Regions from separate parts of the Homo sapiens genome. Here regions 2, 3 and 4 are each linked to region 1. A link is a contact called in ENCODE Hi-C or POLR2A ChIA-PET data. All regions are on one chromosome and are shown on one strand. Each heading gives the region's core, a stretch centred on a gene start or an enhancer-like site at or near the end of the contact. The rest is flanking DNA. Distances are from core to core; before and after follow the strand shown.

The links. Hi-C counts contacts between places; a loop is a spot of excess contacts on that map. ChIA-PET counts read pairs that join two places held with the same protein, here RNA polymerase II (POLR2A). Pooled maps may share reads with other maps.
Region 2: a loop to region 1 is called in a pooled map, with 2.2 times the contacts of the local background. The contact joins two enhancer-like sites. A Hi-C loop is called at or near these places in 4 of 50 pooled maps. POLR2A ChIA-PET finds 5 or more read pairs at or near these places in 3 of 52 experiments (HEK293, HEK293T and activated CD4-positive, alpha-beta T cell).
Region 3: a loop to region 1 is called in a pooled map, with 9 times the contacts of the local background. The contact joins the promoter of ATP6AP2 here to the enhancer-like site in region 1. A Hi-C loop is called at or near these places in 1 of 37 single-sample maps with no recorded cell type and 10 of 50 pooled maps. POLR2A ChIA-PET finds 5 or more read pairs at or near these places in 1 of 52 experiments (CD4-positive, alpha-beta T cell).
Region 4: a loop to region 1 is called in a map of endothelial cell of umbilical vein, with 10 times the contacts of the local background. The contact joins two enhancer-like sites. A Hi-C loop is called at or near these places in 4 of 168 maps with a recorded cell type or tissue (CD14-positive monocyte, OCI-LY7, endothelial cell of umbilical vein and 1 more) and 4 of 50 pooled maps. POLR2A ChIA-PET finds 5 or more read pairs at or near these places in 3 of 52 experiments (A549, CD4-positive, alpha-beta memory T cell and OCI-LY7).

What each region holds. Positions count from the first base shown.
Region 1 is chrX:40,171,268-40,177,107 of GRCh38, forward strand. It overlaps a transcript of BCOR not described here. Among named protein-coding and RNA genes, the nearest start is that of BCOR, 76 kb to the left of the region's middle. RefSeq lists silencers at 743-802, 823-902, 5,039-5,088, 5,109-5,198, 5,459-5,658 and an enhancer at 3,629-3,678. Within about 2 kb of position 2,589, at least 31 of the 41 ENCODE cell types and tissues checked have a DNase peak (open chromatin) inside an H3K27ac peak, as active enhancers do; they include CD4-positive, alpha-beta T cell, OCI-LY7 and endothelial cell of umbilical vein, where a contact is called at or near this core.
Region 2 is chrX:39,684,875-39,690,680 of GRCh38, forward strand. No RefSeq gene overlaps it. Among named protein-coding and RNA genes, the nearest start is that of MIR3937, 27 kb to the left of the region's middle. Within about 2 kb of position 3,756, at least 12 of the 41 ENCODE cell types and tissues checked have a DNase peak (open chromatin) inside an H3K27ac peak, as active enhancers do.
Region 3 is chrX:40,579,144-40,584,708 of GRCh38, forward strand. It overlaps ATP6AP2 (ATPase H+ transporting accessory protein 2), which reads left to right and starts at 1,827. Exons shown (of 9, transcript NM_005765.3): 1 at 1,827-1,959. The coding sequence starts at 1,923. RefSeq lists enhancers at 1,327-1,476, 1,527-1,736 and a silencer at 1,897-2,206.
Region 4 is chrX:39,753,822-39,759,914 of GRCh38, forward strand. It overlaps LOC105373178 (a long non-coding RNA gene), which reads left to right and starts at 6,016. Exons shown (of 3, transcript XR_949026.2): 1 at 6,016-6,093. RefSeq lists enhancers at 1-24, 870-1,819. Within about 2 kb of position 1,435, at least 16 of the 41 ENCODE cell types and tissues checked have a DNase peak (open chromatin) inside an H3K27ac peak, as active enhancers do; they include OCI-LY7 and endothelial cell of umbilical vein, where a contact is called at or near this core.

The DNA.
Region 1 (5,840 bases), core at 1,339-3,838:
GCAAACCTCACGGATTGTCTCTTACAACTGTCTGTTTACTCACTTCCCTCCACCCAGTCAATTCCGACTCCAGGCCCGGGAGGACAATTTTAAAGTGTTTCTGCAGACAGACCCTCTGGCCGCGCCGGAAGTGTTTTATGGACCTGTGAGCCGAGTTAATCCCAGGAGGCGCGGCTGGATTAGTCCCGGGTATGGGTGGGGGATTCATGTGTTTAGGTTTAATCCCCATGGGGGGGGGGCGTAAGGAGAATGGGGGTCGGGTGGCTTCAGCAATGTGTGCCCCCTCCCCATTAAACTCCGAGATTTGCGCTAGAGCGGATGGAAACCGAGGCACGCAGCCCTCGACCCCGGCCAGGCGTGGAGTAGGGGAGCAGGGGGTGCCCCGCGTGGGCGCACCCTAAGAAACCAGTGCGGACATGGCGAGCGAGACCAGAGCGCAGTTGTGTGTGGTTTTTCCCCAGGTTTTTATTCTTCCAGCCCTGTGGAAAGGAGGAGAGCCGCAACCCGGAGAGGGAGCCGGAAAGAAACACTTAATCACCGGCGTCTCGCTGCTCGTCACGCGAAGATGGCAGCGGCTCCCCTGGGTTTCAAGGTTCCGGGAAAGGCGTGTGTTCTGCCTTAAGGCGCGCGGGCTGATGCGCTCTCTCCCTCGGCTCGGCGGCCGGCTCCGGCTCACAGAGCCTCTCTCAACGCCGGCAAGTGCAGCCGGGCCGCCCAGCCCCCAGGCCAGCCTGGCCCCCTCTGGGCCTGGGGTTGGCGAGGGCAGCTGGGCGTCTGCGCTGCCCAGCCCAGCCGCGGATCCATGGGGTTTCGCGAGCTGAAAGTAAAGGCTTGAGGGAGTGGGGACACCCACACCGACCCGCGGCACGCAGGGGAGTCAAGCTGCGGCCAATGCAAGACGAGCAGGGTAGACTACTACTAGCGGTGGCCGGAGGCTCAGCCACCTTCGCGGGAGAGGGGATTTACCGCCACCCTCATCCACGCGCAGGCCCCACCGCCCGGTCCTCTCCTCTGATCCCCGGGCCATTGCGAAACACGGAGCGAACAGGTCCTCGCCAGCAGCCGTCATTTCCCGGGAAGATGGGAACCCACAAGCCTGACTGTGCTTCCTAAGGATACTAGCGTGCGCGCAGACCTTGGGGGGAAAGAGGGCAGCGCGGTCTCCCCGACCCGGACTCTTCCCTGGCGCAGCACACAACCGCCACGGGCTTCCGAAGCGCCCGAGCGGGGAGGAGGAAGGAAAAGCGGAGGCCCGGGAGGCGGGCTGCGCGCTTGGAAGCCGTGTGTGTTTATGTGTCTGCGCGCGCGCCCTGGCCGGACGGGTGTTGAGGGGAGAGTGATCGTGAGCAACCCGGAACCAGCAGTCCCAACCTGGACTGACGAACTGGGCTCTCCAGTCCTGGGCCGTGGGGCTCCATGCCTCGGGCTGGCGGGACAAGCGGCGGGGAGCCCGGAGCTTCGGAGCCGCCGCCGGGCATCTAGCCAGCTCCGCGGGAGAAGCCCGGGGGCGCGTCGGGAGCCAGGGGACTGGTGTGAACTAGCCGCCCCCGCAGGCGGACGTTTAGCTCCGGCACCCGGGAGCACTGACACTGGGCGATAAGGAGTTCCTCGGCAATCGGCTGTCCCCAGTCCCCAGTCACCTCCGGCGGACGTGACCGCCGGATGCTATGCAGCTAGGTGGGCCAGGGGGGCCTTTGCATTGCCTTCCCTGACCCCTTCCTTGCCGCGGAGGAGCCACAGTAAGATGCCTCTGTACGACTCTCCAGAACTTTCTTTTGCAAAATAAAGGCCAAATGTTGGGCCTTCTAGTCTCTTCATATTTTCCTTTGGAAGGTTGGGGTCCAGGCAGTCCTCTCGAAACAACCCCCAAACAGATCACTTTCATTACAAAACGCTAGAGAGGCAACACAGCCCTATTTCTCTCTCTGGTCAATCCAGGCCCTATCTCTCCCTCTGGTCAATCCAGGCCCTATTATCCCAAGCTGTGCGGCTTTGGGCAAACCGCTTAACAGTTCGAAACCTCGGAGTCCTCATCTGTAAAATAAGACCAATACTATTATCTACCTCGTAGGGTTGTTCTGAGGATAACATGCCTCCATACATAAGGTGCTTAGAACGCTGCCTCCAGTACAATGCTACGTGTGTTTGTTACTATGATCTGGCACTCCCTTTGGATGGGTAGGGAGTACAAAGTTCCGGGTTAAAGTTCCTGGAAGTTTACATGGAGCCAGTGGTCTTGGCAGGGTGGAAAGGGCACTATTGTATGGCCACTGAAAAGTGAAGGCCAAATGCCCTCAAACTGTCTAGGTCTCCACTAGACCGTCCCATAAAGGCTTGTGTGTGTGTGGTGGTGGATAGGAGGGAGAGTCCTTTTTAATGGTGCTCATTTAGACTGGATTAATAGCAAGTTCCGTCAGGGCTCAGGCACCATTACCCACTCTCTCCCTGCAGCCCTGGGGAAGAGCGCTGGTTTCCAGGACCTCCAGCCTACTCTTCCAGGACACCTTTTTTGATGGCTGAAGGCCACCTCTTTAAATCAGTTCTCGGAGGAGTTGGCCAAAAGCCATGTCCTCTGGGATGTACTTTGGTCTAACACTGGTGCAGGGCTGGCGTATGGCAGGCCTTGTCCCTGGGCCGCTGGCGGGCCACATTTTACTGGTGCACAGATGCAAATACCACTTCTGTAGACAGAATCGGTCAGACTTCTAATTTCAAAAGGCTTCCCATTACCTTTGAAATGGCGACTCTGGCAAAAAGGGGAGGAGTTGCGGCAAATAAGAGCCTAGGGAGGCCTCGGCCTCCCCTGCTTGGCCTCTCCAGGGTCACCCATAATTCATTAGGTGAGGCTGCCTTTTCCTTTTCAAACACAACGCAAATGGCCTTTGCCTTAAGTGGCTACCGGCGTTTGCCTAATCACTGAAATGTGCTGGCAGTGCGCTCTAGCTCTCAGTAGATCCTTATCGGAACTGTGCGTGCCAAGCTGCCAGCCCCGAGAAAGACAAAGAACACGGGCGCCTCCAGGTTTGCTTCTGAGGCCTCAGGGTCACCTCTGGGGCTTCCCCTTCACAGCCTCCGGCCCCTACAAGACGCTCCCAGCCAGCCTCCGGAACAAACCCGCAGCCCTAAATCAGAATTCCAGTTCTCGAGCGCCACCCGGAGAGTTCACATTTCCCCTCCTCCGAGGCCGCGTGGTGCGCAAGAAAGAGCCCGAGGGCGGCGGCAGCACACGTCTGGGCAGCCCCCTCCCCGTACCCAGCAGCGTGTACGCAGGAAAAGAAAAAGCCAAGAGAAAAACGTGGACTGTAAAAGCCAAAACGCAGAACCATCTACTACTAACTACCGACAACCCCAGGCGGGAGTTTGCAAGGAGTAAGCAACCCTCTAATAGAAACTACAACTAAAATAATTCCTCTCTTCGCGTTCTATTAAGGTCCTGGAAGGTGGAACGCAAAGGGGACCCTGTCTTCTTAGGACACAGACTGGCTGCGCCGATAGTGCTCAGCCCCGCACCTCCTGAGCATACATTTAATGTTAGGCAAAGAGCAAGTTTCCTATCTACCGTTTGACCACAGTTTCTCACAGTATTTCTAATTGATTCAACGTGTATTAGATTGAAACAAAAATGATCTTGGTTGGAATATACACGGGCAACCTGTATTTAGATGGGGTAAGTTCCTGCAGCTATCTGACCACATTTGTCTGGTCCCTCTGAGAATCCACGTTTTCTAGCCCGAGAAGGGGCAGGCGGCCCTCATGGCGCCTCCTTCGGCGGTTTCCTGGCGAAGCGCCCATCCTCCCCAAGCACCAGGAACGGAGGCCGTCCATATTAATACTCGCGGGCAGCCTGTTCTGACCTATACTGTCATTTTTTCCATCGGTCGGGATCGGGCTGGGGGTGGGGTGGGGCGGGGGCTCTCCTCCGAGGGGCTCAGCACGGATCGTTGGGTTTTCCCCGGCGAACTTAACACGGAGGCAAAAGGGGCAGATGGAAACCAGGCCCCGGCTGGCCCCGCGCGCGTAAGCGCGGCACTCAGCAGCTCGACGCAAAGCCAGGGCTGGATTTTCGCGGCCCGGGCCCGGCGGCCGCCCAGCGCCCGCGCGATCCTCTCTCCTTCGGGTTGAGCAAACGTGGTCGCCTAATTCCGCCCGGGAGACAGCAGCTGTGCGGCGAGAGGGGGAGAAAAAATATCGCAACTTTTCCAACAGAAAGTGTGTGCGCACACGAGAGGTGAAGGCCCACCCCGATTCTGTGCACGTATCGACACAGCATCTAATCAGTGTCACTGCCAGGAATACGCTTCCGCGGCGGGCGACACCGCCGCCCTCGCCAACCTGCAGGAGGGAGGGGGGATGCAAATGGCGTCTCGCGTCGTCCTAGACTCCGCGCAGCACCCGCTACCGCGACTCCAAGCAGACGTTGCAGCAAACTGGGGTGCAGCGTCTGGGGACGCGAACGCGCAGGCGGCCCGAGCGGTCGCAGGGAAGAGGAACTAGCACCACTCCCCGCTACGAGACCGTTCCCCGCCCCCACCTCCGGAAGAGCCGCCCTTACTCGACTGGGGTGAGGGGCGGGAAACTTTGCAAGAAGACTGTTCCGCGCCTTCCCCGCGTGGCACCTCAGAAGAACGTGGGTGGGTTTCCCGTCCGAGGCCAGACCACGCTACCCTACTTTTCCAGGTTTCGGACCTGAACCTCGTGGACTACGGGAGGGAGAGTACATTTCGGGCCACTGCGGGGGGCGGAGGGACACCAAAGACAGGCGTCTTCAAGGGTTCTGGCAGATGGCCAAGTTTGTGTCCTTTCCCTCCCACGCTAGAGTAGCGCACGCCACTTTGGGGAAGCGTGAGACCGTTCACCACCGGCCACGAGGCCACCAATGTCTTCCAGGTGGGGCCGATGGTTTGTCTGCAGCACTCCCTTCCGCCTTGCGGTCCTCGCCTGGCTCCCACAGTCCTGGGGAGCCCCCAGAGCTAGCCCGCGTCTTCCCTCGCCCGCTCTTCCGGGGGAAAGGGAGGCTGTTTGTGTGGTGTGTAGCCCCGCTCCGGCTTGCACCCCCGCGAGCCACCTCGCAGCCCTCCCCGGCCTCGGCCTCACGGATCCCCTCCCGGAGTAGCCCCGCGGGCCCCCCCGCCATGCGTAATGGGGCGCCCCTGGGACGCAGGCGGGGATGGCGGTTCCGGTCGTTCCGGGATTTGCGTGCAAGAAGAAAACAAGGCCGGCGACTACAAGAGCGGCGACTCCATTCTTGGGGTTCAGACGCCCTCGCAGCCTCCGCGTCGGTTCCGCTCTCGCCCCGGGAGCCCGCTTCCGTGTCCCTGCCCCCGCCCCCCAACGATTCCTCGTCCGGCCCGTGCCGCACCACGCGGAGCTCCGCGCGCCCTGGCTCCCACACCGGTCCCTCCATAACTCGCGCTCCTCCCTCGCTCCGGGCTCGGGGAGCCGCTCGCTCCCAGCGCCCAGAGTCAGCCGGTTCCACCTTCGGCTGCGAGAGCCGCCGCCCCGCGCCACCCCCGCCCGGCCCGGCCCTTGTCCCAGCCCGGCTCCCCCGCCAGCTGCGCCGCCACCGCCGCACGTGACCCGCCCCCGTCGCGGCTTCCGCTGAGCTGCCTGTTCCGGGGCACAAACAATTTTTGCTCTGACGCGGGGTCTCTCGGGGGCCCTGGCGTCCTCTACTCCCTGCTCCCCACCCCACCCCACCCCCTACCTTCCGGGTAGGAGAACTCAAAACAACTCGCTGACCTTCGGGCCGACCAGCTCCGTCTTCCACTGACTCCAGCATTCCGTTCAAACCCAGCAGCCACGGCTTCTAAGATTTCACTCCGCTCTGGGCTGGGGGGGAG
Region 2 (5,806 bases), core at 2,506-5,005, 490 kb before region 1:
CTGTACCTCCCTTCCGATTCCTGTACGTCACTTTACCTTTTTTGTCTATAAATTTGTTCTGACCATGAGGCATGCCTGGAGTCCCTGTGAATCTGCTGTGATTCTGGGGGCTGCCCAATTCGCGAATCATTCATTGCTCAATTAAACTCCTTTAAATTTAATTCGGCTGAAGTTTTTATTTTATCATCATCAACATTAAAATGCCACAAGTCACTCAGTGCCTTCCCATCAAGCTAAAGCAATAAACAAGGAATTGTACAGCACCAAAACAAGATGTTCAATAAAGAAAATGCATGAATCTGTGACATGGAAAGAGCCACTTTCTTGTTTTGGTTTGTTTGGGGCTCCAAATAAATTAACCCAGTTTCCAAATTTTCAATTTCCAAATTAACTCAACTTCCCAGGGACCTTTCTGATAAGCAACGTTTCTAATAAATAAGTCCTGATGTAAGGCAGTCCTGTTATCCATCTAGAATTTCCCCACAAGCACCACAAAAGTATCATTCTATTTATTTTCTTGAGATACATACTCAAGAAGAAACGTGGATGGCCCCATATGTGAGGTGTACTTAGAATTCAGTGCCTCTCACCTGAATGTTTCAAGATGGGTCCTCAGAAAGCTGTTTTAAGTCTTTCTTCTCCCCACCTCTTTCTTCTCCCCACCGGTCTCCCTTGGGTTGGCTCCACTGATTTTCCCCAAGTTCCCAAGAACAGAAGCAAAAAGCTTAAGGGAACAATTAATGAAGCAGCTGCACGTCTTGACCTGGGGACATACAGCACGACTGCAGCCACCTTGGTGACAAAGGTAGCATTTGCATCTTATGGGCCAGGAACAAAGAAAGAAAAGAAGTAACAAGGGATACTGAATGAGCAATTACCTTGTTTCAACACAGTTTTAAATGTAGATGCATTACCTTATTTAATCCTCACAACAATATTAGGAAGTTGGTACTTTTATTATCTTCATTATATGGATGAGAAAACAGGTTCTGAGAAGTTCAGCAATTGACCCAAGGGGACACAGCTAGGAAGTGGGGGTGTGGGGTGCGGGGGTTTCAACCTAGGAACAATTCAGGACAGGCTCTAGGAGCTAAGCCCCCTAACCCATCAGATGCTCCAGGCCCTCTAAGAACCCTAGAGTGGCAGAGGGCATTCTGAGCTGACTTCTGAAAAGGGTGTATTCTTGCCGGGCATGGTGACTTATGCCTATAATCCCAGCTACTGGGGAGGCTGAGACAGGAGGATCGCTTGAGCCCAGGAGTTTGAATCCAGCCTGGGCAACATAGCAAACCTCGTCAAGAAACAAAGAAAAAAAAGAAGGAAGGAGGGAGGGAGAGAGGAAAGAAGGGAGGCAGGGAGGGAGGAAGGGAGGCAATGAGGAAGGAAAAGGGAAGGAAGGAAAGAAGGAAGGAAGGAAGGAAGGAAGGAAGGAAGGAAGGAAGGAAGGAAGGAAGGAAAGTATACATTCTGGGCCTGAACTGACCATGTGGCTTTGCCTGCTCCAACAGGACATTCTCTGAAGGAGGATGGGGCCAGCTTCATGTTCCCCAGCTCAGGAACCTTCAGCAGTGATGAGTCGAGGGTCCCTCTGCCTCCCTTTTGCAGTCTAGGCATGTGGGAAGGTGTCGAGAGCCACCTGCTGCTCTCAACACAGCCAAAGCTGGCCATGACCAAACCCTGGAAAGGGGTGTGGAAGCTGCTTCAGATTCACCAAAGCACCTAGGCTAGGGTGCTGAGGACCAGGTTGGCCTATTCTGTACCGTTGTGACACTCCAACCTCAGACCTGAAGTTCCCCATTCCCCCCCTCCACAAAGCCCCTCCCAGTCAGACGGCAGCATCCATGTCTTCCAGCTGGGCAGGCCGGTGAGGGCAGGTGGGTATACCGCCCCTCCCTCTTGGCACCCACTCTTCCCTGGCTGCCTCATCCCCAAGGCACAAGATTTACAAAGACTAAGATGTAAAGAACAATTGAAAACAGGACCATAAGGGAGGCCAAAGATTAATACACAAACAATGGAATCATGGGAGAGATATTTGGAGCCTCCGTGGAAGGAATATTTGAGGGTGAGGTCTCTCAAGTTCACCAATAGATCACCAATTGGCCATTGAATACTTTTGGTAAAAACCAGGTCCAGGGACAGCCTGTCATCCCCACTGACCCATCAGGAGGGAAGTAGACTGAGACGGGGGTCCTGAAGCTCCCCTGCTGTACCTGCTGTTAACCTTTTCATTGTTGGATGGAGGGGCAGGCGGAGGGGGCAGTGGGGGCAGAGCGGCAGGGCCTGGGAGAGGGGTACTTGGGGAGTTGAGGCTGTTTACCAAGGAGCACAGCGGATTTTGATATTTTAACAGCTGCTACGGCCTGGCTTGAGCAGGCCAGCTTGAGTATGACCCAGGACAGGGTCTCCTGGTGGCTGGGAACCCCCAGGTACACATGACTGCTCTGTAAGGCAGGTTCTCCCAGGCCCCCAGAAAGGAGTCCTCATGAAAGAGGGCCCCTTCTCAAGCACACACACTCTCTGCCACTACCACTGCAGATGCATGGCGTCCTGTAGGGCTAGCTCATGGAGATATCATCCCCACAGGGAGGACAGAATGATTTGCACTGAGCCTGAGCCTCTCAGGCTTGCTCTCTCTCTCTCTCTCTCTCTCTCTCTCTCTCTCTCTCTGGCCCAATGCCTGGTCTTTGAGGCTGCCTTTGTGAGAAAGAGGAGGCCAAGGCCCCCACTGGCTATTCTCTGTGCAGAGCTAAGTAGCCTGGGGGGCTGGGAGGAAGCCCTTGACCTCAGGGGCCCTAAACTGCGGCTGACAGCAGGCAGCAAGGGGGGGCCCTTGGGAATGGCGCTTTATTGAGGAACATTTGTCTTCATTTGGGGCAGTCTACATCTCATCCCACAGGCGTGCCCTGAGGCCCGAGTCTCCCTGACCCCTACCCTGACTGTCTCTGCACTGCAACCCCTGTCCCCTGCACTGGATTGAAGGGGAAGTTGTCTCTTAAAGCTCCTTGGAGCCAAGGTGACAGACGTCAGGGAAGAATAACAGGAAATTCCCTCACACCCTAGAATGCTCCCAGACCCTGCCCAGGAAAAGAGGCTTAAGATAGGGATGGGCACCTCACAGACTCAGCCCCAAAGACCTGGGTCCTCCCTGGCTAAGTGATTCTGCTAATTCCCACTCAAATTCAGCATAATAGTCATAGGTTTGGATAATGAAAAAATATGTACCTATGGTTTTCAGTATGCAAACTAAAGAATTAAATCTCCTCAAAATAATTGTGGTTGGTCAGGAGGCCCCCAGACACTGTCTTCTCTCTCATAGAAAGAGACTCTGGTGGAAAGGACTCTGCGAAGGGGCTTTAGAACCTGAAAATATCAGAGTGCAAGATTGTGGTGTGTTTTTCTTTTCCTGAAAAAGTCAGGATATTTAAAATGTTAGAAGACCACGAACTATGCCCTAGATGCTGCCACAAATCTGAGGAGCTGTTAATAAATCATCTCACCTCTCTGTGCCTCATTTTCCAATTTTTAAAAAATTGCCTAATCATCAAAGAGGCCCGGAAGCTAGGCTACCAAGGCGCGACGCTGTTTACACCCCAGACCCAGGTTCTCAGCTCGGCTTTGCTTGGGAAAGGCTCGGAACCTGTCTGGGCCTGGGGGTTTAGCACAGAAGGCTTTGGTTAGCTGCACTGTGCTGAGCGCAGCTCTGCAGCGAGGTTTAGGGAGCTGCGGTGCGTTAGGCACAAGGCACGTGGCGCGCCTCGCTCCAGCACTTTGCAAACGCACAGCAGCGCAGGGCCAGAGCGGCTGGCCCCCAGGGGTGGGGGCGACCAGGGACAGGAGGTCCCATATGGTGTCGTCGCGTTAAAAACGTAGGTCCTAAGGGGCGAGCCGCGTCCGACCTCCGCGCCCCTGCCCGACGCGGCGCCTCGCTCGCCGGCCCCGCTCGCTGGATTCATTTCCATCTGGAGCGCGGCGCGTCCCAACCGCCCTTATCTCGCCGCCGCCGCGGCTCTGCAGGCGCGGGCGCCCCGGGCTCCCTCCCTTCCTCTCCCCTCCCCCGCCCGCGCCTTTGTCTGGCCCGGCGGCGCGCTCGGAGCCAGCAGGGCGGGTAATTGGCGGCCGGAGGAGGCGAACGGCCCGGCCCGGCCTCCGCTAATGAGCGGGCGGAGCCGCGGGGAGGGCGCGGCAGGGCTCCGGCGCGGAGCCGGGGAGGGAGCTTCCGTGGCCGCGCGGACCCCGGGATGGCTCTCCGAGTCCCGGCCGCCCCCTCCCGGGCTGTGGCGGGGACCGGCGCCCTGAGGGGCATCCCTTCCTCCTCCCCTCTCCCTCCCCTATCCCGTCCCCGGCGCGCTCCAATTACCCTGCGGCCGTGCCAAGGCCTGCGGCTGCCCCCGGGCCGCCCCCGCGTCCCCGGAGAAATGCCAGGGACAGAACGCGCGGGCAGGAGGGCAGAAGGAGGCGGCTCCCTGGGGGCTTCGCTGCGCTGCAGGGGACCCAGGCGACCCTGGGGCACGGCCACCGTTGTTGTGGTGGGGGGGCACCCCCGGGGTCCGATGCCAGAGAGCTCTCTTAGGGAAGCCCTCAGGCAGCTGCGAAACCTGCTCCAGCATAGATGGTGATAAAACCCACCCTGGTTTCTAAATTAATTATACTCAATCCGCCTCGCTCTGCCGGCCCCGAGCTACACTTGTGTATCGAAGGGCGCGGTAGCCCCTCGGTGGGGGTGGAGGGGATGCTCTGTTGTTGGCTCCGAGAAACCCCCTTTCCAGGACTGTGTGCGGGAAGTGACAGAGGCCAGCGGAGCTTTAAGGAAAATAGGGGCAGGAATAGGGGACAGAGGGAAGCCTTTCTCCAGCCAGTACCCCCGTCGACTCCCCCTCCTGGAAGCCCGCCCTGCTGCCATCACTGGCCCGAGGACCCCGGCTCCAGGAGCGGGTCCCGCTTCCTGCGGTGCAGTACTCAATTGTCAGGATTTCTACAACAAACTGGCCCTTGTGCCTCCATGCTCAACTTTCGCTTATCTCCATTGAGCCCGGCTCCGTCTCCATTCCCGCCGGTGCTTTGTTCCCTAGCTGCGTTCTGGGTTCTTGAAGTCACTAATGCTTAGCATTAACAGGATCCTTCGTGGCCGCCCTTTCAATCGTGGCTTCTCAGACTTGGGAGCTGAGGTTCTGCCTGTGGAAGGAAGGGCCCACACCTCAGGGACTTGGGGGTCCATGGGGGAGCCCCACACTGGCCCCAGCACAGCCTTAGGGTATCACAAGCAGCCTAGGACAGCCCCAGAGAGGGAGTGTCCCAGTGGCTTCCAGGGTCACTTGACTTAATAGGGACTACCACATCTTAAGGGAAAAAAGGTCATTTTTCTTTCAAAGAGTCCCCAGCTAGAACCTTTCCCTTTCCTGCCCAGCTCCCACCACAGTGGCCACCTGGGAGCAGCCCACCCACAGAGAGCTTTTCCCCCTTTTTATTTACTTTTTTATTGAGGTATATACTTACATATTAAGTGTAACTGCACATATTAAGTGCACTGCTTGATTCATTTGCGCATATGTATATATCTGCATCATCATCACCCAGGTTAAATATGGAACATTGCCAGCAGCCCAAAAGGTTTCTGCGTATCTCAATCAGTCAACATCTCCCAACTCTTCTGATCTCCGTCACCATAAATCAGTTTTGCCTATTTTTATAAACGAAATGATGCAGCCTGCGCTCGTCGGTGTTTGGCTTCTTTCACTCAATGTCAGTTGCATCCATGCTATTGCATAAAACAGTAGTTCATCCTTTTTAATTACCGAGTGGTATT
Region 3 (5,565 bases), core at 577-3,076, 410 kb after region 1:
AAAAAAAGTGATTAATTTTTTTCGAGTCAGTCACATTAGAGTGGATGTTTTGGAGGGGTGCTTTAGACATTTTGGTTCTAATAATTTCACATGCCTGATGGAAAAATCTCTCTTCTCCCTTTCAGAGTTCTCTAAAGTCCCATTTGTACAAATTCTCCTCTAGAGGAAAAGCAAGTTTGAGAGTTTCCTGTTTCTTGACGTTAGGTGAGGAAATCGACTCTGTTCCCTAAATTTGAGAGTGGCTTTGGTAAGCATAGTGTGTTCTAGAAAGTTCAAACTATTTAGTGAGTGTTTCTCTTTTTTTGCTTTCTTTATTTTCTAATAATAAAAAGACAGGGCCTCACTATGTTATCCAGGCTGGTTTTCAACTCCTGGTGTCAAAGGATCTTCCCACCTCGGCCTCTCAAAGCGCTGGGATTACAGGTGTGAGCCACCACACCTGGCCTCGAGAGTGTCTTTCTGATTCAGTTTTCAGTTGGGCAAGGTTTTCCTAGGGTGGGTCTGCTACCTGGGGAACTCCTGGGGTCACTGTTTTTAACTCGCTCTCATTTTTTCATCCTCAGGAAACTCCAAGAAGAAAATGGGACTGGAAACTGAAGAAACAGTAAGGCATTCCCCCCCTCCCCCCCGCCAATAAGTCTGTCTTACATTTGTGCAGTAAATCATGCTCAAACGCCTTCAATGGCTTAGTGTAGGTCTCTTATGTACAATTTAAAATCCTCAATAAATGTGCCTAACTGAAAGTTTTAGCTCTGTGCCTCCTCTCTCATATAATCTCTTATTTGATTACTGATGCTTAACCTGACGGGGCTTTCTCCCCACCTTAACTACAGTTTTCACTGGAACAATCTCCCCATCTCCTATCCTTGGATATGAAATCATTTCCACCTTTCAAGGTCATCAGCTGGGGCGTCATTTTCTACCTACAGACGCTATAGTGTGTCCCTTCTTGCCTCACATCATAGGCAAAAGACTATGAACTGCGGGAGGGGAGGAGCCTGGTCTAATTACTATGTCTAGCCTTCATACATCCTCATAGAACACCTTGCCCAGATTGGAAACTGAGTGAATGGACAAATTAAGTAATTAATTAACTTTCTGTCCCATGACTCCTTGTAGATTGGAAAGTCTTTGGAGGTAGAGTTGCCAGACTTAGCGAATCAAAATATAGGATACCCAGTTATATTTGAATTTCAGATAACCAGTAATACTTCTTTTAATACAAGTATGTCCCATAAATTAATTGCGACATAATAACAAATAATCGTTGTTTACATGAAATTCAAATTTAACTGGGCGCCCTGTATTTTATCTGGCACCACTATGTGGAAGGCAGGGGTTCCCCGTTGCGCCTGGCTTCTTCCCAGTAGGTGCTCGGCGTCTGTATACTTGTTAGAGCGAAACCCCAACCAGCCCCGCCTTTCACAGCTGGCGTCCGTAGCCGGGCGGAGGCACACGACCAGGAAAGACAGACACCCTGGTTGGAGACCGTCGCTCGAGACTGGCAGAAAGATCTGCACTCGGGAGGCACCCTCACCCCGTGGGCTCCGGGACCCCTCGACTAGCTCCATCACCCATTCCGACTACCCGCCCTACGCTCCACCTCTTGACCCGTCATCACCGACCGGGGGGCGGGACTGCCCGACTTTTCAATCGCTGCCTACCATTGGTAGAACTCTCCATCCGTTACTTTAAGTCCCGCCTATCAGGCTGTCGCTTCCCAGGTTACGTCCCTTCCGTAGGCCGCGGCGTAACTGGTGATTGGTGGAGAAAGCGGCAGCTGTCCCAGCGGAAGCGACGAAGGGACGGGACCCGGGAGCCTGGACGAGTCCGAGCGCGTCACCTCCTCACGCTGCGGCTGTCGCCCGTGTCCCGCCGGCCCGTTCCGTGTCGCCCCGCAGTGCTGCGGCCGCCGCGGCACCATGGCTGTGTTTGTCGTGCTCCTGGCGTTGGTGGCGGGTGAGGAGCCGGGGGCCGGCAGGACGTGCCTGGGGAGGTCCTGCGCCGCGGGGCTTGGGGGTCGGGGGCGGCCGCGGGCGAGTAGCTGCGAGGCAGGTGCCGCAGTGCGGTCCGTCAGCGGCGGCCTCGCCTCAGCCGCGTCCCCGTCAGCATCTTCTCTGGATCGGCCGTGGCGGCGCGGCCTCACGGGCCGCCGGGGCCGGGGCTGGGCTGCGTAGGGGGCCCCTGAGCCTGCCTCCACCCTCCACTTTGAGGGCGGCGCGTCCGGCCGGCTTCTTGCGCCTGAAAAGGCCCTTCAGAGTACGGAGATGCATTTCTCAGTGAACTGGGATTGAGTCGCAGCCCGCTGCGAAGAAGAGAAGGCAGACTTTTTAGCTGCCACTGGCTGCCACGATGTTTTTGCATTTGTATGGTGCCTTCATTTCTAGTGGTTGTCATCAGTAATTGCTGAAATCCCTGCCCCTCCCTTCCCTTATGTATATTTCCGGATGCAAAAGTTGAGATGGAGTCATTATTTTTATATGACTTATATTTCTTAAGGCGAATACAAAGCACCTCTCAATAGTTTGTCAGAGTTCCAAATTTTAAGGATTTGGAAACAGGATGTGAGTCGCATTTTTAGGGTCACATGTCAATAAATGGTAGCTTTCTGAGTAGAACCTAGATTCCTAAGCATTCAGCAAGAGGTGAAGAAATCAGCTAATACGTGGCCTCTTACTGCATATCATGTGGTAATGTATTTCATTTGACAGCAGTCCTTAGAGGGCATCATCTTTGTTTTGCAGGGTGATCAACCTAAATAAATTACCCAACACTAAACAGGTTGGGTGCTGGATTTGATTTCAGATGAGGTGGTGCCAGCGCATCGGCCTTTTCCATTATATATGTTGTGTTGCACAAGTAACGCTATTACTGTGTGAGAATGTGGGAGTGATGGGGACTGAGACTGGAGGCACAGACAGTAGTGAACAAGAGGCCAAGTTGAGAACGGCTTGGAGGAATGGGTGCTCTGATCTCAGTGTGTCAGTTTAAAACCTATGGGAGGCCGGGCGCGGTGGTTCACGCCTGTAATCCCGGCACTTTGGGAGGCCGAAGCAGGCAGATCACCTGAGGTCAGGAGTTTGAGACCAGCCTGGCCAACAAGGCAAAACGCCATCTCTACTGCAAATATAAAAATTAGCCGGGTGTGTTGGGGCACACCTGTAATCCCAGCTACTCAGGAGGCTGAGGTACGAGAATCGCTTGAGCCCGGGAGGCGGAGGTTGCAGTGAGCCGAGATCGCGCCATTGCACTCCAGCCTGGGCGATAGAGCCAGACCTTGTCTCAGAAGCAAAAACAAACATACAAACAAACCAAAAACCTATGTGAGGTGTTGGGAGGTCCTGCTTGTGGAATGGCGATTTAATTCTGCACCAGTATGCTCTTGAAATCTGCAGATCTCTGTCCCTAGAGGTGCGGGGGTTTTGTGTGTTAATGATAGTTACGTTGTATCCATGCCCCAAACGTTTTCGAGTTCTTTGTTTCTTTCTTCTGTTTCTGGCTCTGGAAAGGTCTTTCTGATCTACTGAGATACTTTGAGGGAATTAATTTTAATTCAGTTTTTGAAATTTTAAAAATATTCCCTTTGATCCTGTGGTTTAACTGAACATCTATTGAGATTCCATGTTTTAATATTTTGACTGATATTATTTTGATTCAGTGAGGTATAGGCTTTTTTGTTTTGGGTCTGAGATAAAATAATTGCTTCTGCACATGGTTTGAACATGTTTTCCTTACTAGCATAGCCGAGTTCATACAGAACAAGAACCTGATCCTGTCAGCTTCTGAATTGCTCAGTCTTGTCAGATGAGGTTCAGTTATTATTTTCCACAATGACTAAATGTGATGTAGTGGAAAACATCTTTAAGAGCTCTGACTTCTCTATTCCAGGCAGAAACAAAAATAGAAATCCTTTAAAACAGTGTTGCCAAACTAGAGGGAGAACTAGGGACCTAGAGAGAGAGGAAGGGAACTAGGATTTTGAATACCATATCATGAGGCGTATTTGATAAAATTCAGATATTTAGCCTGGAGAAGAAAGGCCAAGGGTGAACACATGGAATTTGAAGTGATGTCATGTAGAAGAGGGAGATAGGATCCATTTTTTTATTATTATTGATTCCATCCACCATTCGTAGACGATAATAGCACAGTATAGTGGAGTTCCTAGAGGGAAGGACACTTAGCCCAGACTGGGGAGGCTGAGGAAAATTTCCCATGGGAGGTGCCTCCCAGGGCTAATGTGTTGAAAAGTTGGGGTGGGAAGAAAAGGTATTTGAAACAGAACAGCATGTGTAAAAGCATGGCGATGTGAGAGCAAAGGGGCAAGTAGTTTGGTGGGGCTGAAATGTACAGGATTAAGTTGGGGAGATACCAGAAATAAGGCTGATGAGGTTTCTTGGGTGTTAATGCTTTGGGTTTTGCCTCAGAGTCTCTGGGCAGTGAGAGAAGGCATTTAAGCAGAAGGGTGAATGATCAGATCTGTATTTTGAAGCAGTTATGGGAAAGGCTGGATTAGAGAGTGGCATGACAAGGGTCATAAGGCACCCAATTCTAGCAAACCTGGAGAGGGCCTGAAGAGTGTGCCCTGGACATAGAGGGGAAAGGATTTGTGAGATAAGAAAAAAAGATGAAATTCAGTGGCTAATTAGCTGTGTTGCTGAGGAAGATTTAAAGACGACTGATTCCAGCCACTGGGTGGAAGGAAGGTGGTATCATCCTTCAAGATAGAATACAGGAGAAGTGTGTGGAAAGATGGTGAATTGGGTGTGTTTTTGGTGTTTGCAGCCTTAGGAGTAGTTGGGCTCAGCCTGGGAGAGATGTAGAATAGGAAAGCAGTAAGAGTCAAGAATGGAGCCCTCAGATCTCCAAAGTGGAGTATGCTAGGTGATCCATTTGGATGCCAGATGAATGTACTAGAAATTCCATTTATATCCTTTTTGTTTTTGTTTTTGAGACAGGGTCTCACTCCGTCACCCAGGCTGGAGTGCACTGGTGTGATCACAGCTCACTGCAGCCTCGACCACCCAGGCTCAAGCGATTCTCCCACCTCAGCCTCCCTAGTAGCTGGGACCACAGGCGCATGCCACCATACCCAGCTAATTTTTTGTTTGTTTTTGTAGAGATGAGGTCTCAAACTCTTGGGCTCAAGTGATCCTCCTCCTCAGCCTCCCAAAGTGCTGGGATTACACGCAGGTGTGAGCCATCGCACCCAGCCTCTATCTTTTTTTTTTTTTTTTTCCTTTTTTGAGACAGAGTCTTGCTCTGTCACCCAGGCTGAAGTGCAGTGGCACGATCTCGGCTCACTACAACCTCCGCCTCTGGGGTTCAAGTGATTCTTGTCCCTCAGCCTCCCAAGTAGCTGGGACTACTCTTGTTGCCCAGGCTGGAATGCAATGGCATGATCTTGGCTCACTGCAAGCTCCACCTTCCGGGTTCAAGTGATTCTCCTGCCTCAGTCTCCCGAGTAGCTAGGATTACAGGCATGCACCACCATGCCTGGCTAATTTTGTATTTTTTTAGTGGAGACGGGGTTTCTCCATGTTGGTCAGGCTGGTCTTGAACTCC
Region 4 (6,093 bases), core at 185-2,684, 420 kb before region 1:
CGAGAGACATCAGACAAAGCCCAACTAAGGGTCAGTCTATGAAATCGCCAGCCCTTATTCTTCAGAAGTGTTCATGTCATGAAAGACAAGGATAGACTAAGGGACTATGCTGGATTATAGGACACACAACAACAGATTACACAACAGGCACACAACAACAGATTACAGTGTGCAATTCTGAATTGGATCCTGAACCAGAGAAATATTTCTTTTCTTTTGTTTTGAAGGACATTAGTGGAGCAACTGACAGGATTTGAATAAGATCTGGGGATCAGGTAACATCTGTGTAAATATCTGTGTATATTTCCCAATTTTGATAAACCGTACTGTGGTTATTTAAGAGAACATCCTTGTTGTTTTTGTTTTTAGGAAATGCACCCTGAAATATTTCAGGGTTCAAGGAGCATCATGTCTAAAATTTAATCTCAAAAGCTTCAGGGAAAACAGAAATGTGTGTGTGTGGAGAAAGCACACAAAAATTGGTAAAAATGTTAACATTGGGGGAATCTGAGGAAAGTAGATTCAGGAAGTCTTGGCACTCCTTTTGCAAGTTTTCAAGTCTGTAATTATTTCAAAATCAAAAGTTTACAAAATAAAAATTAAGGCTGGGCACAGTGGCTCATGCCTGTAATCCCAGCACTTTGGGAGGCCGAGGCAGGTGGATCACCTGAGGTTAGGAGTTCAAGACCAGCCTGGCCAACATGGTGAAACCCCATCTCTACTAAAAATATAAAAAATTAGCCAGGTGTGGTGGTGGGTGCCTGTAATCCCAGCTACTCAAAAGGCTGAGGCAGGAGAATCTCTTGAACCCAGAAGGCAGAGGTTACAGTGACCCAAGATCATGCCACTACACTCCAGCCTGCGCTACCGAGTGAGACACCATCTCAAAATAAATAAATAAATAAATAAAAATAAAGTCCACTCTGGCTGCCGGGTGGAGCATAAATATTGGGGGAGGGGCAGCATCAGGAGAGGTAGGACCAAGGATGGCCTAGGGTGCCGTGCTAGGAGGAGACAGGGCCAAGGCCTTAGAGTGTACAGAAATCAGGACCAACAGGCTTTCCATCTTAGGAAAGCCACTCTGTCCCCCACCATGCTGCTAACAACGGACCCAGCCAGTGCCCACCAAATGGCTCCTGCAGCCTTCCTTTGCAGCCACACTGAAAAGCGATCAAATGTGAAATCCCAGGGAGGCCAGAGCAATGCGGCCAGCACTCAGCTCCGGGAGGCTGGTCAGGGAAGGGAGAGATTGGCTGCAGCCCCTGCTGCCCTGTCACCTGTATCCACGAGTGTCCCCCACTGTCTGTTGCCCCCTTGGCCGGCCTCAGCCCCTCAGGAAATAAGACTCTCCAGGCCCCAGCAGGCCTTTTGACCCAAGCCGGGGCAGCCGGGGCTCAGTTCTGAAAGAATAAAGGAACAGGCTTTCTCAGGGGGCTGCCCCTCCTCGGCCTGGTGCAGGGGACACGTGGCACAGCCAGCAAGGCTGTCTAAACAAGCAGGGGTTGAGCTGCACACCAGGCGCCACGCTCATTAAACTGGGGGCCAGCCGCAGGGCTAATCAGCCAAGCGCCTCCAGACACCGTAGTCTTGCAGGTGGATGGTGCCCCTCTGGCCTGCACACGTCTCAGTGGAGGCCGGGTAGTCTCAGGATCCCGGACAAACGAGCCAGAAAAGCCTCCTTCTCCCACCCTACTCCATCATGCGCAGAAACCAACAGTACTGTGGGGGAAGGACAGAGGGAGGTTTACACTCCCCACACGATCGCCTTTGGGAAGGGAACTCTGATGGACTCCCTCCCCTGCTAGGCAGTTCACCATCAGACACCCACAGCCTGCTTTGCTGGATTAGAGGCAGCAAAAAAAGGAGGCCAAAATGTAGTCATGCTGATAGATTGCTATCAGCAGGCCCATAGGAGAGCCTGTTCCTTTATTCTTCTGAACTCTTTCATGGAGACGCCGCCGGCTCAGGCATGGTGACTCAGACGCTCCAGAATTCGGAGCAGCCAGGACCATGGGTCTGGGTGGGGACGTCAGCCTGTGTGTCAGGCCCAGCCCTGGCACCCAGCCAGCTGGGAGGCTGGGAGGCTGGAGGTTTGCAGGCTCATAAAAAGAAATCGCTTGTTCCTCTGCCAGACAAGAATGAGCCAGGTCCGGCGGAGAGAGAAGAAAAGCACTGCTGCTGTGGGATATTCATGCCCAAGATAGTGTCCTTCTGCAGCTCTGGAGGCTGACAAAGATCTGCTTCTTCGGAGCAGGCAGCAGCCACATCAGGGAAGAACTGCACCTCTGACCCACTTGCCGGTGACCCAGTTGCAGGAGAGGAAACTGGGGCGCCAGGAGATGGGATGACTTAGCCCCAGGTCCCCCACGAATGCCTGCCCCCCGACTTCCCTATGGCAGGGTGGACACTGGGAAATCTGAGGACACAAAGAAATGATAACCCATGCCTTCCAAGTTAGTCCGGCCCCTCAGGCGTGAGTGCTCATGCGTTTTGCCCAGACTGGGGCAAGCCTTAGATGTTTTCATATTTTTCAGAATCTCTCTTCTTGACTTGAAATGGCACGGCCAAAAGCATTGTTTCTCAAAGAAGCTACGGATGTAGGACCAGTCTTGTTTGTGTTTGTTTGTTAATTAATTCCAATCCGTTATGGACAGATACTTCTGTAAAGTACAATAAAAATGATTTGCTGGAAAAATGAAGCAGAAAAAAACACAACATAAAACACAAGCCCAAACCTCTACGGTTAGATTTAACAAACACACACATACTCTGTTGACTTGCTATAAAAGTTTCTAAACACTTGCTCCCAGTTTCTGTACTTAGCTCACTGAGGACAGGTGCCAGACAGCTGTGGACTGGCACTCACCCACCGAGCACACTTCAAGTAGCGGCGGCAAAAAGTCAAGGTCAAAGCAGATGGGTTCTGGCCGGGCACGGTGGCTCATGCCTGTAATCCCAGCACTCTGGGAGACCAAGGCGGGTGGATTACCTGAGGTCAGGAGTTCGAGACCAGCCTGATCAACATAGTGAAACCCTGTCTCTACTAAAAATACAAAAATTATCTGGGCATGGTGGCAGATGCCTGTAATCCCAGCTACTCAGGAGGCTGAGGCAGGAGAATCACTTGAACCTGGGAGGCAGAGATTACAGTGAGTCAAGGTCACGCCATTGCACTCCAGCCTGGGCAACAAGAGCAAAACTCTGTCTCAAAAAAAAAAAAAAAAGCATATGGGTTCTAATTCTAGCCACCTCTATCACTAACTGGCTGCATGCCTTTGCCCTCAGCCATACTCTCTTCTTTTGCACATAGCCAACTCACGAATCTACTCACACTACAGTCACATGTGCAAAAGAAGATCTCATTTCTTTACTTTGTCTATGGAGGATCCATTCTTGGTCGAGCATAGCAAGGCAGGGTGGGGTGATGACATTTTAGTTGTACAGAGTAGACTAAGTGCAGTACAATTGTTTAAATGGTCCTTTTAGGCAAATGCCCAGGCTCTCCCAGATTCCCACCCCACCACCCCTCTCTTCTACAAGATGGAGTTTAGGTGTATGGAGGAAGGGAATAGAACTTATGTCAGTGTTTCTCAAACTTTAATGTGCAAACAAGTCCCCTGGGGAGCTTGTGAAAAGTGCACATGCTGATTTAGCAGGTCTGGGGGCAGGCCTGAGATTGTGCACTCCTACCAAGCTCTTGGGTGATGCCAAGGCTGCTGGGCCTCAGAGCACACTTTGAACAGCAAAGGGGCATGAGACCTTACACAGGCAGAGAAATCAGGTCTCATTGCAGTGGAGTGGCTGGTCTAGGCTGCCCCTGAATGGTAACTGCTGAGGTGCAGATGGCTCTCCCTGACTAAAGTCTGAGGCTGGACAACTCCTGGCCCAACTCTGGGTGCATGCACTGTCATCCCCATCACCCAGACAGGCCAGCTGTGCTTCCCCTTGAAGACTGTGATGTCCGCCATCTGGACGGTGACCCAGGCCCACGGGGCCTCGACACACCTACTTTCCACCATCCCCACACAGGGGCACCATCGCCAAACCCAAGGAACTAAGGTCAGCTCTGCTTACCACACCATGCCACTCATTGAGTTTTTCTTAAGCAGAGTCCACTGGATGAATGCGGGGTGCCGCCTTCATACTGTGTCCTCTCCCAACCCTCCCTACAACCGGGAGCAAACATACCACTGCCTGAGGCATGCCCCCTCCCCTCTCCAACATACTTCCCTCCCTCGGGGCAGATCCCAGAGTAGATCACATTGCTTCCCCCAGCTCCAGCTCCATCTTTCCACAGTCCTCCCAGACCGGAGGAACAGCCTCTCCTGATGCCTCTTCCCATCCCTCTTGATACACTGAGTAGGAATTAAAGGAATGTAGGAAACCCTTTTCTCTCCACACAATGCCTGGCTTGCAACCCTATTTCCTCTTTGTGGATTCAAACACAATCTAATTTGACCAAAGCTGAGCAATGTCTTCATTCGTGAGCACTGGCTGCCGTTTATCGAAGCTCTGACATCCATGGGAAATACTGAAGTCCAATAAAAATACTGCCAAGAGCCAGGCGTAGTGGCTCACGCTTATAATCCCAGGATTTGGGGAGGCTGAGGCTGGAGGATCACTTGAGGCCAGGAGTCTAAGACCAGCCTGGGCAACGTAGCGTCTCTATTAATTTTTTAAAAAATACTGCCAAAAATGACTCCTGCTCCCTGTGAAATTCTCTCTCTAGCCCTGAGAATCTATGAAAGGGCCATCCTCTTGCCAACTTAGAAGCAGAGCACATTTCCTAAGGAGGCTTGGAGCTGAGGGCTTGGATGACCCTATCCTCCCACAGACAATCCGTAAGCACCTAGTGGGTGTCAGGCACCAGTGGGGGACCAGGGAGACAGGTGAGCCACACAGTCAAAGTCCTGCTTCCAAAGTGCTCACAAGCTTAGAGTAATGACATCACCACCATTACCTATGGTGACACTGTGATCTGCCACCCGGCCTCTCAGCTCTCAACCACATCAGGGTCTGTCTCAGCTGCTGAGAGCCGCCTGGCTGAAGCAATGGCCTCCAGGGTCAGCCCAGGCCCAAGGACTGATGACTGCAAGGGGATCACCTGGGGACAACTCAGCATCCCTGGCTGGGTATGCTCAGGTTCAGGGCAGGTCATCCCTGGCTAGGCTCCTGCTCATCACGTGGCCGGGTGCTGGAAGAGCTGCACCCAGATGGAAGACGCGTGCCAGTTGCAGAGCTGCGAGCTGTTGGCTGGGGCCTTGGCGCCCTGGCTGATAATCCCACGCTGTGTAACCCTGGGCTGAGTGTGCTACACCAAGAAGGGGAGAAGACAGAATATTCTAACAGGCTGTGGGCCCCCGCCGCCATCTGGATCTCGGTTTCCTCACCTCTGAGGGGTCTTTTCCAGTTCCAATATGCAAATGGTTCATCACTCGCTGTAGAATAGAATCAGAGCTGTGATATGCTGTCCACGTGGCCCACAGACTCAGGGAGGGTCTGAAACTCTGCCAGGGCCTACTGTGCTCCTTTCAGAGGAGCACCACCCCACCCAAGGCACCCCAGGGTGTCTCAGGAGGGCGGCCCAGGACCACTCCGAATGCACTGAAAGCTGACTGTGTTCAGTAGGGGAGAGGGGCCCCTTCTCTAAATATTTTCTCTCCAGGTTTGGCTGGAGACAGTCACAGCCGGTCAGGGGGCTCAAAGAGGCGCCAGGCCTGCCAAGAACCACCTGAGGATGGCGTTTGTGAGGAAAACCCAGGGAGCAGGGCTGGCCCACTCCCAGGCAGCAAAAGTACGGGGCCACCCTCCCCTTCCTGGGTTGGAGCCAGGGCACCCACTGTGGCTGGAAGGGAGAAAGGGAGTTGTGGGCCCAGGCAGCCCCCAGAAAACAGCCCGCAGCCCTCCAGTCAGCTGCCGCGTGTTTGTTTTCACAGCTGCTCCTCCAGCTCGGCTGTTCCAGTGAGCAAAGGAATCTGTTTGTCTGAGAAAAAGAATGTGGCAGAGAGGCGGGAGGCAGCCCCAGGCAGCCCCGGCAGCCTCCTCAGCTTCGGAGCTCACCAAAACCAGCCAGCCACCTCGGGGAGTCACCCA